4 separate regions of the Homo sapiens genome follow, and regions 2, 3 and 4 are each linked to region 1. The links are chromatin contacts, found by Hi-C or POLR2A ChIA-PET in ENCODE. All regions are on one chromosome and are shown on one strand. The core of a region is the stretch at or near the end of the contact, and the rest is flanking DNA. Distances in the headings are between cores, read along the strand shown.

Region 1 (3,469 bases), core at 244-2,743:
GATGGCAGAGGAGCGGGGGATGGAGGGGTTCCACAAGAAAACTTCTGGGGACAGGGGAATAAGGGGGATGTTCACTATCTTGAAGGTGGGGGTGGTTTCACGGGTATATACACAGGCCACAACTTATTAAATTGTGTGTTTTAAATATGCTCAGTTTACCATATGTCATTATATCTCAATAAAACTGTTATTTAAAACAAACAAAAAGAAACACTGCATCTTCTAGACGAAGCACAAGGTGGGGGCTAATCCCGGGCTCAGGGGCCAGAGGGAACAGTCTGACCCTTCCTCCCTAACATCTGCCGGGGCTCCGGGGAGGTGGGCACCAGGCTCCAAAGGGCCTGAGGTTTCTTTACTCACGACACTGCAGGGGAAGTCCTGGCCCACCGCAGACACCAAGAAACTGAAACCTAAAGACATTATGTTGCCCAAGGAAGTTACACAGCTTGTAAGCGATATAACCAGATCAAAAGCAATCTGTGTGATGCCAAGGCCTTTCTCCCATTCATCTACCACAAGTTCAAAAACGCCGACCTGAAATAAGTAGGTGAAGATTGTGTGTATGTGTTTAAAACAGACCGTTCTCTCCACTGAAGCCAGACAGTGAGAGCCACTCTGGCCATTCCAGAAGCGTCAGGCACCGTGGGCACAGCAGCTGAACTTCCGGTGCATGAGTGTTTGGGTGGCAGCGCGACAGGCATGGGATGAAGCTGACAGGCGGGTTTGAGTTTGTCTGAGGAGCGGGCTAACCGGCTCCTCCAGCAGCTGCTACCTCCAGCACCACTCCCTCTGCCCCCAGAGGAGAGCACCCAGTCTGGTTCGGGACAGGGGTCTGGGTCCATCTGACTCACAGCCACACCTCGGGCTGGGGCAGAGGAGGGTCCTCTAGCTAAGGCCCTGGGCAAGCAGCAACCCTGCACCCATCCCCACCCAGGGGCAGGGGAAGCAAGCACCTGACAGTGCCAGGTAAGAGGCGAACAGCTCTAGGAGAGTAAGGCCCACAAGCAGCCCGCCAAGCCCCCTGGGGGCACGAGGCGGAATGAGTAGGTCTGGCACTCAGGCCACGAGGGAGTCAACAAGCCAAATACAGCCCCCACCCTTGGCCCCTACAAGCCCTACCTCTAGACTGGGCTGGGAGCTCCTGTCCTGACAGGTGCAGAGCCCATGATACCACAGCGGCCCATCTGCAAACCTCCCCAGGGTGGGGCCACAGAGGCAGCCCAGAGCCCTGGGGTGCAAGTGCACCCTCCTCTCCCGCCCCTCTAACGCTGGGTCGTCCCACCCAGAGACGAGAGGGCTCACCAGTTGCTCTCCCTCCTTCCGCCCACTAATCATCCTTGGCTCTGGGCCCTCAGGGTAAATCAGCTGTGACAGGACGGCGTGGCAGAAGCGGGCCAGGCTCGTGCCGTACCCAAGCCACTAGCTGTCACACTCATCTCAGCTCACGTGACCAACAGGGTTACAAGATAAGGTTCTGTTAATCCCACGCTGCCCTCTTCCCTTCTGTGGGACGTGTTTTGAGGACTTGTGTGTTGACTGCACCATGCAGAGCATATAGCATGGAGGCACCCCTACTGCCATCGGGGGGCAGGTGGAGGGGGGACCGTCCTGCAGCTCCTCCCTGGGGCTACCCCTCTCTTCCCTCTGCACAGACCTGGCAGCCACCCAGACGTCCCGCCTGCTGCCTAGACTCTAAGAAGATGCCCTATCACTCCAATTACCATACACAGTACTGGCGGGGGAGAGGTCCTGCCTTGCCGCTGAAAACTGCACTGCTTCCTCCCTCCAGGGATGAAAGGCCAAAAGAACGAGGGCAGTGTGGAGTCTACGCTCTCGCCAGGGACCTGCAGCCTCTCACTTCCAAGCACACCAACTCCAGCTAACAGGACTGGGCTTCCTTACCTGCCGCCTTCCGCTGCCTCCCCGCAGACACAGCTTCAGCGACGCCCAGGCTGAGACGGCAGAAGAGGTTCCCGCCGGCCGCGGCCTGCCCTCAGGCAGTGGCTCCCAGAGCTCAGCGGTTCCCCGCACTCTTCTGCGCCCGACTCCCCATGCCCCTACATCCTGCGTCCCCTTCAGCCCCGGAGGTACCGTGGGGCCCGGGCCTGCCAGTCACCACCTCCTCCTCCGCCGGCGCCTCCGGGTCCTGAGCCCCTCGCCGGGTCCCTCTCCCTCCTGGGGCTCCTTCCCGTTCAGGTAGGTTTCCTGGACAGCCCGCACCACCTGTCCCTCCTGCACCCCGGGCAGCCAATTCGCCTCTTGCACCCCCAGGCGCCCCTCCCCCGCAGGCCCCCGGGGCCCCACCGGCCGGGCCCTCCCCACCAGCTCGGGGCGGCTTCGGGGCGCCGGGGCCGCTCCCAGGACCACCGCCTCCCGCCCGACGCTCTCCCACTGCCGCTCCCCCAGTTCGCCGGAACTTTCCGGCCCCTCCCTGCGCTCGCGGGGGCCTTCCCCGGACTCGGACGCCGGTTCGGGCTGCTGCAGCAGCCTCCGCGGGCTCCCCTCCCCGCGCTCCTGCACCCCGGCCCGGGCCTCGCCGCGCTCCTGCACTGCGGGGCTGCCTCCGCCCTTCTCCTGGTGCTGCCCGCGGGGCCCCAGCCCCTCCTCCTGCGCCACAGGCCAGCCCGCCGAGCCCGTCCACCACGGCGGGCGCCCCCAGCCCGCGCCGTCCGGCGGCCCCCACACCACCCCCCGGCTGGGCTCGTGGCCGCGGCCGCCGCGCTCCTGCAGCCCCGGGCCCACCCCGCCCTCCTCCTGCACCGCCGGGCCCACCCCGCCCCGCTCCTCCACGCCGAGCTTCAGCCCGCGGAGCTGCTGCGGGCCCCAGCTGAGAACCCCTACGCGCTGCGGCTGCTGCTCCGGCAGCGCAGGGCTCAGCCCGCCGCGCTCCTCCTGCGCGACCCGCCGGGGGCCCCCGACCGGCTCGGCCCAGCGCACTCGCTTGCCCCCCAGAGGCCGCGCGCTCCCACCCCTCCAGATGGTGCTGCCCTCGGCGCCCGCTCACACCGCCCGCCCGCCCCGGCCCTCCCCTCCCGCCCCGGGCCGCCCCCGAGTCCCGCGCCCGCCTCCCCGCCCTCGCCTCCGGGCGTCAACGTCGGCCCGCCGGGCGCCCGCCCCGCGCCGGCCCCCGCAGGTGAGCGCCCGCCCGCCGTCCCTCCTGCCGAGCGCCCCGAGCCCGCCTGCGCCTGCGCCTGCGCCGCCCCGGGGTGGGGGGTGGGGGGGAGTCGGCCCGCCCTCTTAAAGGGCCCGGCCTCATCGCTCCTCCCCCGGCTCCTCCCCCAGCCTCCGGGGCCCTACCCCGCTCTCCCCGACTCCCCCGGGCCCGGCCTGCGCCTTCCTGCGGTGCCGAGGAGCGGTGGCGCCCTGGGTGAAGAAGTCCCGCCGAGTCGAGGGGCGCAATGGAGGAGCGCCGGAACAGGTCTCTCATTCCGAGTAGCTACCGTTGCACTGTGCGAGTGTAAAAGTCACT
Region 2 (3,469 bases), core at 690-3,189, 660 kb after region 1:
TGTTGGCCAGGCTGGTCTCAAACTCCTGACTGCAGGTGATCCGCCCGCTTCGGCCTCCCAAAGTGCTGGGATTCCAGGCGTGAGCCACGGCACCCGGCCGAGAGCATTTTTTAAAAGGGTGAAGTGCCACAGCCGGCAGTTCTCATCAGCCAGAGCGCAGAATGAGAGTACTGAACATGGGGAAGGGGCTTGGTGGGGTGGGTGATGAGCAGGTGAAAGATTTGTAAAAAAGAAAAGGAGGGGTTGAGAAGGGTAATCTTACTTTGAAATTCTACCTGGGGCGCTCAGGAGACGGTCTGCCGTTGAAAGTCACCTCAGCGGCTGGACTAGATTAGTAAGAATGACAACATCGCATCCTTCAAAGGCTCTGCCTCGGCTGCACTGAGACACGATAAAGGCCAGTCTTTAAAAACTGAGTGATCTCTAAACACTCTGCACTAGTCATACCACCACCGTCCCGTTCAAGAGTCTGTGCCTCTAAGGCTGTTCATTCTGTCTAGTTCATGATCCCTTTCTCAGATGGATCAACTCTGCTTATCCTTGAAGACTTCAAAGAAATTAGTGAGAGACAGTCACCATCACCAGAGTCAGCACAGGTCAACTTTTCTCTACAGGCTTGGGGTTTCTGAAGTTGGACTTGATGTGGAGAAGCTGGATAGCAACCAAAATGATTGAAGGGCTGTGGCGCTGGCACTGGTAAGAATGAAAAGAATTAGGGTTACTGGACTTGGTGAAAAAGACATGAGGAGAAGGGACAGGCAAATAATAATCAAACACCATGAATCAGAGGGTAGGGAAGGTAGCCACCGTTCCTTTGCTTTTACTAGAGACTAAGAAATGGATTATACATAGCAAGAAGCTTCAGAAAAGATTTCTTACTACATAAAGGTTCCAAGACATTGGAGTTGACCAAGGGAGTCTGTGAACCCTATTATTTTAATTACTCAGCTCATGGAGTTGTTTTGAGGATTACGTATATAAAAATCTGCGTAAATGACGTAGTATACAGTGCCTGGTTCACACCGTGGCTCAAATGATGGTTATTATTATTCTCTTACTAAGCATGCTTTAAAGGCTGTCGGAAAACTTTGGGGCCACCTAGGAAATCGTAGTATAATCAAATAATGCTGAAATTCTTGTGTGTGTGTGTGTGTGTGTGTGTGTGTGTGTGTGAGGTAGGGGCTCACTCTGTCGCCCAGGCTGGAGCACAGCAGGGCGATTACGGTTCACCTCAGCCTCGACCTCCCGGGCTCAGCCTCCCAAGTAGCTGGGACCAGAGGCGCACGCCACCACCCTCGGCTAATTTTTCTATTTTTTTGTAGCGACACTGCCTCGCAATGTTGCCCAAGCTGGGATGCTGAAATTCTTCCCCTTCCAAGAATCCATCTATAATTATAGCCTCCACGTCATTCTCCCTATTGGAATGTTTAATTGACTAAAACTACATTGCCTTCATCTGCTTACTAAGCGGTGGATCCAGTAAAGACCACATCTTGTCCAAAAGACGGCAGCACTTAATTAGCGCTCAAATGGCACTCGAACGTTTGGGCGAGGGGGTGTTCAGTCGCAGCCACCTTACTTTGCGAAGGCACACAGGGACAGACGTTCGCTAAGTGCCGATACTTAGGGAGAACGAGAGGGCCTGACCAGGTAAAGACGGCCTCCGCTGCCCAAGCTACACAAAAAGGTTGGGGAGCCAGGACCCGGCAAGCAAGGAGAGAAAAGTTTCATGCGTTGAGCTGGAGTCTGAAGCAAGGACCTAACGGACACAGGGAAACGTCACAGGAAAGGGAGCCCAGGAGAGCAGACGCGGAGCCACCAGACCAGAAAAAGGAAAAAGCACTGGAAAACAGCATCGAAGTCACCGGAAAGCAGCATCGAAGCCACCGGCGCCAGCCTCATACCTGCGCTTCCCGCTCCCCTCCTCGGCGCCTAGTGATAACCTCACCCGCCGGCGCCCAATCCCGTCGAGCGTCAGGCGTGAGGCGGCGCAGCCAAACAGTCACATCCGGGGCCGAGAGGAACCGCGAACGAGCTGGGCGTGCGCCCTTGCTTCGTGCCCTCAACCCGCATGGCGGAGCCGCTGGCGCGCCGCGGAGAGGCCGGGCGAGTCGGGCGGTTTCGGCGCCCGCGCTGAGCCGCGGAGGAGGGGCGGAGGACGCCCCTGCAGCCGGTGCGTCTGCCCTCAGTGAGGCGGGGCGCGCGGCGGACGCCCCCGGGCAGGGGCGGGAGTGGTGGAGGCGCCGGCGGTTGGCACTGACAGGGGCGGTGAGCGAGCCGCTCCGGTCTCCGGGCGAGGCTTGGCCTTCCGAGCAGAGACGGCGGGAAGCGGCGGCGGCAGCGGCGGCCCTAGGGCCGGCTGGTGAGGCGATGGCGGCGCCGGCCCCGGGGGCTGGGGCAGCCTCGGGCGGCGCTGGCTGTAGCGGCGGCGGCGCGGGCGCGGGCGCGGGCTCGGGCTCTGGGGCCGCGGGGGCCGGGGGCCGGCTGCCCAGCCGGGTGCTGGAGTTGGTGTTCTCTTACCTGGAGCTGTCCGAGCTGCGGAGCTGCGCCCTGGTGTGCAAGCACTGGTACCGCTGCCTGCACGGCGATGAGAACAGCGAGGTGTGGCGGAGCCTGTGCGCCCGCAGCCTGGCAGAAGAGGCTCTGCGCACGGACATCCTGTGCAACCTGCCCAGCTACAAGGCCAAGGTGAGAGAGCCCCGGGCCACACCGCTGCCCCCAGTCCCGCTCCCCGGCGTCGTTCGCGGTGTTTCTCATCCGAGCTTCTGAGTCAGAAGCTTCGCCTCACCAGCCCGCCTTTCCACGGCTCCAGTCAGTATCTTCCTCACCTCCCCCCAAGATAAAGATTCTCTTTTCTTTGGATCGAAGTTCTGCTCCTTAACCCATCCCACTTCCGTGATCCACTTTTCAAACAACTAGGTAGTTTGCCTCACTCATTCAACTTTTGACAGTTTTCCCCGTTAAAGACAGACCACCACTCTTGTACCTTTTAATGCCCTCATCCTACTTTTCTCCCCGGCCTCCAGATAGACTTCATTATATTAAATAATCCCGGCCACCTTAACATGGGCTTAGTTTCTAAGTTTCTAAGTTTCTAGTTTGCTTTCACTCCACGTTTATCTCATCTTTTCCAAGCTCTGATTTTTAACCATTTGTTTTCATTATTTTCCCCCAAGTTCTCTTTAGTTCCCTCCACTATATTGGAGGCTTACAAGTGAGTGTAGTTCTAGTCATCCTGCTCACTTACAAGATACAGGCTTTTATAGAACGTCCACGGGCACCACCTAACATACTGCTTTGTCCTGCTGTTATTGGCTGTTTCCTTGCTAACTTTTTAATAGTTCCACATTGATGGTGTCTCTCTTTTTCTATTTGTCATCTAACGTGCTGATTACAGTTTCGCTGCATCCTTCCTGCATATTCCGCCCGCCTTCATATACAAAATAAAAATGTCAAGGAACAAGTTGTG
Region 3 (3,469 bases), core at 461-2,960, 600 kb after region 1:
AAAAAAAAAAAAAAAAAAAAAAAAGACCTGTCCACGAGAGAACGGAGACACCATATCCTAAGCCCAGACAGGAACCACCGCCCGGCTTATTGCTCACATTAGTGGAGGAAAGAGTCAAGGGTTCAGTTTGGGGCTCCTGAGTCTACCGGGTGCAGGGTTGAGTGATAAAAAAGCGACTTTAGCCTCGTCGCATGATTAGGAGAATCAAGAATTAAATGAATGGAGATGTATAGATAAGTAAATCAGAGGCCGGGCGCGGTGGCTCAAGCCTGTAATCCCAGCATTTTGGCAGGCCGAGGCGGGCGGATCCCTTGAGGTCAGGAGTTTGAGATCAGCCTGGCCAACATGGTGAAATCCCGTCTCTACTAAAAAACAGAAAAATTCCCCGGGCGTGATGGTGCACGCGTGTAACCCCAGCTACTCGGGAGGCTGAGGCAGGAGAATCGCTTGAAACCGGGAGGCGGAGGTTGCAGGGAGCCGAGATCGCGCCACTGCACTCCAGCCTGGAGGACGGAGCGAGATCCTGTCTCAAAAAAAAAAAAAAGAAGGCTCCAGACGGGCAATTCTTTAATTTTTAACACAACAAACACCCATCGAACACAGCGCGGGCATTTTGACAATGGACAAAATCTTGCCCTTGACTTTATAATCCATCGACATTTGGGGACCCATAAACCCCCTAACCTCTGAGAACTATTTAGACAAATACTAGTCGGGTTTTTTGGTTTGTTTTTACTTTTTAAATGGAAAAGTGATGATTCACCTTTTCAAAGACTTGCGGCTTTTGGCCAACAAACACGCCATGGTTTACTCACCCACTTCCTCTGATTCTTGGCCAGACGCTCTAAGCTTGCACTCCCTGGGATAGTGTTTTTGAATTATCGTCCACAGTTCCACGTTGACGAGAGAATTTCTTCGGGTATGGTACCGAGTCCACGACGATACCCGGCGGCGACAGAAGGGACAGCATAAACTCGCCTTTTCGACGGTCGACTGGAAGCACGGTTTACACAGCGTGTGGTTACACGGGAGGGTGACGGGCTCCACGAGGATTTCCATGCAGATCCCGCACTGGCACTCGGACAGCGAGGGGATGGCGTCTTTGGGTAGAGCCATTTCAATATGTTAGTAAAGCCGACTAAACAACGACACCTGCACGAAAAAGAATCCTATTTTCGGCCAACCACAGAGAGAGCAAAAGCAGTTTTGTGTTTCAGTATTATGCCCAGAAGCGTATCAGAATTCGGAGAACAGGAGCATCCAACACGTCTTGAAGCAAAAAGGCGCTCTCAGGGTCAGGCAAACAGGAATACCCCGGAGGGCGGCGTCTTTGTCCATTTTCAAGGCAAACGTCCCGCCAGCAAATAAATGCAGGTTTTCGTCGGAGGAGCCTGGCTGCTCCGCGGCATGAACACCGCGGCTGCGGCTCCCGGGGCAGCGAGGGGAACGCGCCAAGTCCTCTCCTCCCCTCACCCGGAAAGGATGCTCCGCTCAGCTCGGGGCAGCCGGGCCCCGGGACGCGGCTCCGGGAGGAAGCCCGGGCTCCGGCTGCAGCATAACTTCCGCTTTACCGCTGCTGCGGGGGAGACGCGCGACTCCCGTGTTCACCTTTCGGGCGCCTGGCGCAGTTTCCCAGAGCTCCGCGCCCCCGTCCCTCCTACGCAGCCAGAAACCCTATTCGTTGCGGCAGCGCAGCAGCCACCGGACAAGCGCTAGCAACGTCACAACCGCCCGCCAAAATCGCACTTCCCACCCAGAAAACTGCCCAAGGGCGAACGTTCCCGGGGCGGGACTTCCGGGGTCTGCGCGCCGCCCGCCCTCCCTCCCAGCCGGAGACGGTCCCGCCCTGGCGTCGCAGCCCCGCCTAGTGCAGCCTGGGTGGAGCCTGACCTTTCCCTGAGATTTCTGCGAGGCCTCAGACACCCCTGGTTTCTTGGTTTCTGGGTAGAAAAAGGGAAACCTCAAAACAAAATCAACAGCCAAACAAGGCCGGGTGCGGTGGCTCACGCCTGTAATCCCAGCACTTCGGGAGGCCGAGGCGGGCGGATCACCTGAGGTCAGGAGTTCAAGACCAGCCTGGCCAACATGGTGAAACCCCCGTCCTTACTAAAAATACAAAAATTAGCTGGGCATTGTGACAAGCTCCTGCAATTCCAGCTACTCAGGAGGCTGAGACAGGAGAATCGCTAAACCTGGGAGGCAGAGGCTGCAGTGAGCCGAGATTGTGCCACTGCACTCCAGCCTGGGGGACAGAGCAAAATTCCACCTCAAAAAATACAAATAAATAAATAGATAAAAGAATTGGGGTCTCACTGTTTTATCCAGGCTGGACTACAACTCCAGGGTTCCAGGGATTCTTTCGCCTCAGCCTCTGGAGTAGCTGGGTCTAGAGCTTGCAACTCCATAGCCAGCTCCGGACCTGCATTTTTTGAGGGAATCAATCAGTGTGAAGGAAGAGAAAAGAAAATCACTGTGCGTGAAAGCAGCCTTTAAGTTGTTTTGAGGCTGCTGAGAGCATTCAGGCTGGGTAGGGGATGGTTTCCAGGTTGAGAACAACGAGGAGACATCGGTCGTTGGTAGAAGTCTTTGGGAACTTTCATTTCAATGTGGGTTCAGAAACCTGTTATTGTCTGTGATAGCTCACACCTGTAGTCCCAGCACTTTGGAAGGCCAAGGCGGGAAGATCAGTGGAGCCCAGGAGTTCAGGTCCAGCCTGGGCAACATAGTGAGACCCTGTCTCTACAAAAAATAAAAAAATTAACTCGGTGTGCTGGCTCACACTTATACTCTCAGCTACTCTGGTGGCTGAGGTGGGAGGATCACTTGAGCCCAGGAGGTCAAGGCTGCAGTGAACAGTGATCGTACCACTGCACCCCAGCCTGGGTGACAGGGCAAGACCCTGTCTCAAAAAAAAGAAAAAAAAAAGAAACCTGGGACTGTCATCTGGTTGTCTACAGTAACAGTACCTTAGCTTGGAATTTCAGGCTTGTTTTTTGTTCGTTTGTTTGTTTTTTTGAGATGGCTCCTCATTCTGTTGCCCAGGTTGGAGTGCAGTGGTTTGATCTCAGCTTACTGCAACCTCCACCTCCTGGGTTCAAGCGATTCTCATGCCTCAGCCTCCCGAGTAGCTGCAATTACAGGCGCGTGCCTTGTAATACCACGTGCATTGTAATACCACGCCTGGCAAATTTTTGTATTCTTAGTAGAGATGGGGTTTCACCATGTTGGCCATGCTGGTCTCGAACTCCTGACCTCAGGTGATCCACCGGCCTTGGCCTTCCAAAGTGCTGGGATTACAGGCGTGAGCCACTGCACCTGGCCTTCAGGCTTCCTAATATGTCCACAACCTGCTTTTCCCATCGAATCTCCCATTATTCTTTTAAACATGCAACTATGATTTATTCTCTGTCATCCAAACGTTTTGCTTTCATGACATTGCTTTCTCGGTTCATCCTAAATGGGTTGCTTT
Region 4 (3,469 bases), core at 374-2,873, 510 kb before region 1:
AAGTATTTTTTAATCAGTACCTAAGACTAATTTTCATCTCTCTTCTTCTCCTAGCAATATAATTTTAATACAGAAAAATTAGCAAAGGTTAGATTATGTAAAATGCAGAACTAAATAAGCCAAATATTGTCTTATTGACAAAAGAGAATACAATTATAATAACAGTTAGCACTTCATACCACACTACAAGGCAACATTTCAAAATTGGAAATTTGTCTGAAACAAAATAGCAGCAACTAAGTTTTGGGGATGAAAACATTTTACACTCAAGAGTATGTATAACAAAATGTAATTCATCTACTTTAAGTCATTTATGCCATTTTCATATATCTACTTGATAAACTAGCAATTCTCAAGTAGGTATTTTAAGATTTAACTAAATTTTTAAGTTGGATAGTAATGGGGGATTTACACTGAGTAAGATATTCTCAGGAGACAGAGCTAGGATGAAAACTATTTCCAGAACAAGCATGGTGGCTCACACCTGTAATCCCAGCACTTTGGGAGGCTGAGGGGAAGGACTGCTTGGACCCAAGAGTTCGAGAGCAGCCTAGGAAACACAGGAAGACCCTGTCTCTACAAAAAATAAAAAGATGAGCCAGGCGTGGTGGCTCACGCCTGTAGTCCCAGCTACTCAGGAGGCTGAGGTGGAAGGATCACTTGGGCCTAGGAGGTTGACGCTTCAGTGCACTCCAGCCTAGGTGCCACTGTCTCAAAATAAAACAAAAAACTCTATTTCCAGAACTCCCACTTCACCTCTGTGTGACCTCTGAATAATCATCTTATTGACTTGTGATTCTGCTTCTCCACTGGGTAACATTTATTTTTAAGAAGTGTTTAAATCTCTAAAATAAGAAAATAACTTTGAATTATTCAGTAAAGAAATGCCTATGATAAAATGAGATGCTCTAGCATATGACTGGAGAAAATGGAAGGTGCTGCACTCTGTAGCACAGAAACAGAAATACTTCTTCCTGACTAAAAGTTTCTCATTTGCTTCAGCAACGTTTTTCAAACTATGCATTGTCCCCTTAACCTAGAAAACATTTTTCATTCACATCAGTCCTCAGTCCCTTCACCTACTCATCATTTAAACTTAATTTACACACGAGAACAAATGTATGTGTATGAGGATATTCAGTGTAACGCGTTAGAAACCTAGATGTGCAGCAATAGGAAATAATGTAAATAAATTACCATATATCCATACCATTATGTGAGGCAGAAGATTTTAAATGAGGTTGATCTGTATCTACTGATATGGAAATCTGCACAGGATAGAGTATTATATTGGGGGGGGGGGAAGCAAGCTACAAAATTATATGCATAGCATGAGCTCAATTTGGGAGCATATTTATCAGTCTACGAACTACAACTCTGAAGAATGGGGATTTGATAGCAGAAAGTATAAATAAGGATTTGCGCTTTTTACTAAATTCTAGATTGTTTAACTATTTTCAGCAACTATGCATTTCTAAGCAACGTTTAAAGCTAATAAAGGGGAAAAAGAAGTCCAAACACCATCTCCCCAAGACATGGTCCTCCTGGAACCCCTCAACCACTCAAGCTGAATGGCGTACCCTCCCGTGCCCCTCCAGCACCTCACACACATTCTATCACTGTGCACCTCGCTCACTAGTCTCAGTTCCCCATAGCAGTACAGACACGCAAACAAAATGTTTGTTGAGCCAAGGGAGAAACTCACTAAGTACGCTAATTGTCAGATACCCTCTTCATTTACATTTTAACCTTTATTTATCTTTACTCAGTCTTCCATTTCTTTCAAGCAAATTAGTTGAAATGACCAGTTTGAGATTTAATCGTTGGTTTCTACTAAACAAATGGGTTGGGATAAACTTTTTGTAACTTCTCCAATCTTATTTCACTGTGCAATTCTACTAATTCACTTTTGTAAAACAACATGTTTAAAGAAAGGTAAGCAGCAAGGCACAGTGGCTCACGCCTGTAATCCCAGCACTTCGGGAAGCCGAGCTGGGCAGATCACTTGAGGCCAGGAGTTCTAGACCAGCCTGGCCAACAGAGCAAAAGCCAGTCTCTACTAAAAATACAAAAAGTAGCGTCAGGCCAGGAGTTTGAGACCAGCTTGGACAACAAAGCAAGACTCAGTCTCTCAAAAAATTCCAAATAAAAAATGTTAGCTAGGCACATAGTGTGTGGCTGTAATCCCAGCTACTGTGGATTCTGAGGCAGGAGGACTGCTTGAGCCCGGAGGATTGCTTTATTTAACCCAGGAGTTTCAAGTTACAGTGAGCTATGACTGCACCACTGCGCTCCTGCCTGGGCCACAGGGCAAGACTCCATCTCTTTTTTTTTTTTTTTTTTAAAGTAGGGGGTGGTAAAGACTAAATGAGGACTGTTCATATCATCAATCACAGTACATGACACAAAGAACAAAATCAATTCGCAGATGAATAGATGACTTCTATTCATTGAGATAGAACCATTCTGGGACATATGTTTAAAAAACTAATAAGTGAAATAAAAGAATTTACCCAACAATCTTTCAAAATATTAAATGATAGATATTAATTCTCTGCAATCCTCCCCAATTTTTACGAAGCACATAACTTTTATAAAAATGCAAGGCAATAAAGAGGCCAAAATTATAGACCCCTACCCTCCATAGCTTAAAATTTAATTTAAAAAAATCAAGTTATATACACATTAATAATGAAATAAAATATATGACTGAGCAGCAAAATGAGCAAAACAGAGAATAAGTAATAAGGGAGATAGATGTTAAGAGAAAGGGAAGAAAAGAGAAGACAATGAGCACAGTCACAAAGGTCAGCAAACAATTACCCAACAGGCAAGTTTGACCCATAACCTGTTTTTACAAAGTCTATAAGCTAAAAATAGTTCTTACATTTTTAAGTGGCTGAAAAATATTTTTAAAAAATAATATTTTGTGATGCATGAAAATTATATTAAACTCAAATTTCTGTTCCTCTAAAGTTTTACGGAAGCAGAGACAAGTTAATTCACTTCCGTAGTCTCTATGGCAGCTTCCACGCCATGATGGCGTAGTTGAGTAGCTGCAAGAGAGACCATATGGCCCACAAAGCATAAAATATTTACTATCTGGCCCTTTACAGAAAGTTTACTGACCATTAAGAATGTCAAATATAAGAACATGAATGAAAATCTTTTCTCATATATGAAATACATAAAAGAAAATAAAATTTGGACTTAGCTCTAGCAGTCTGTACTCTAAGAAGCTGAATAAGCCCAGAATTCAGAAAAACAGATACTTTATTTTTAATAACAATACCTTCATTCTCTTATCTATTCATGCATCATAGTTTTTTATTATCAATTGAAAAATAGTTACCTAAAAACATAAAACTAGAAGAGAAGCTGGGTGTGGTGGCTCATGCCTGTAATCCCAGCACTTTGGGAGGCTGAAGTGGGTGGATCACATAAGGTCAGGAGTTCAAGACCAGCCCAG

The links. Hi-C counts contacts between places; a loop is a spot of excess contacts on that map. ChIA-PET counts read pairs that join two places held with the same protein, here RNA polymerase II (POLR2A). Pooled maps may share reads with other maps.
Region 2: a loop to region 1 is called in a pooled map, with 7 times the contacts of the local background. The contact joins the promoter of WDR53 here to the promoter of TNK2-AS1 in region 1. A Hi-C loop is called at or near these places in 10 of 50 pooled maps. POLR2A ChIA-PET finds 5 or more read pairs at or near these places in 2 of 52 experiments (B cell and activated naive CD4-positive, alpha-beta T cell).
Region 3: a map of natural killer cell shows a loop between it and region 1 (7-fold over the local background). The contact joins the promoter of RNF168 here to the promoter of TNK2-AS1 in region 1. A Hi-C loop is called at or near these places in 1 of 168 maps with a recorded cell type or tissue (natural killer cell), 9 of 37 single-sample maps with no recorded cell type and 18 of 50 pooled maps. POLR2A ChIA-PET finds 5 or more read pairs at or near these places in 1 of 52 experiments (activated naive CD4-positive, alpha-beta T cell).
Region 4: a loop to region 1 is called in a pooled map, with 4 times the contacts of the local background. The contact joins the enhancer-like site here to the promoter of TNK2-AS1 in region 1. A Hi-C loop is called at or near these places in 1 of 37 single-sample maps with no recorded cell type and 3 of 50 pooled maps. POLR2A ChIA-PET finds 5 or more read pairs at or near these places in 1 of 52 experiments (PC-9).

Annotation. Positions count from the first base shown.
Region 1 is chr3:195,906,583-195,910,051 of GRCh38, forward strand. It overlaps TNK2-AS1 (TNK2 antisense RNA 1), which reads left to right and starts at 1,494. Exons shown (of 2, transcript NR_145450.1): 1 at 1,494-2,196; 2 at 3,283-3,469. TNK2 (tyrosine kinase non receptor 2) reads right to left here and starts at 1,969. Exons shown (of 16, transcript NM_001382273.1): 1 at 1,903-1,969. RefSeq lists enhancers at 183-232, 283-512 and silencers at 2,183-2,432, 2,483-2,672, 2,723-3,372.
Region 2 is chr3:196,566,615-196,570,083 of GRCh38, forward strand. It overlaps WDR53 (WD repeat domain 53), which reads right to left and starts at 1,940. Exons shown (of 4, transcript NM_182627.3): 1 at 1,905-1,940; 2 at 263-693. FBXO45 (F-box protein 45) reads left to right here and starts at 2,046. Exons shown (of 3, transcript NM_001105573.2): 1 at 2,046-2,688. The coding sequence starts at 2,371. RefSeq lists enhancers at 82-1,281, 3,299-3,469 and silencers at 2,003-2,542, 2,664-2,958.
Region 3 is chr3:196,502,058-196,505,526 of GRCh38, forward strand. It overlaps RNF168 (ring finger protein 168), which reads right to left and starts at 1,711. Exons shown (of 6, transcript NM_152617.4): 1 at 816-1,711. The coding sequence starts at 1,116. LOC105374307 (a long non-coding RNA gene) reads left to right here and starts at 3,295. Exons shown (of 3, transcript XR_924897.3): 1 at 3,295-3,469. RefSeq lists enhancers at 1-505, 506-1,189, 841-910, 951-1,040 and a silencer at 1,661-1,960.
Region 4 is chr3:195,392,593-195,396,061 of GRCh38, forward strand. The region is part of intron 1 of ACAP2 (ArfGAP with coiled-coil, ankyrin repeat and PH domains 2); the gene reads right to left. Among named protein-coding and RNA genes, the nearest start is that of ACAP2, 49 kb to the right of the region's middle. RefSeq lists an enhancer at 2,162-2,251. Within about 2 kb of position 1,624, at least 2 of the 41 ENCODE cell types and tissues checked have a DNase peak (open chromatin) inside an H3K27ac peak, as active enhancers do.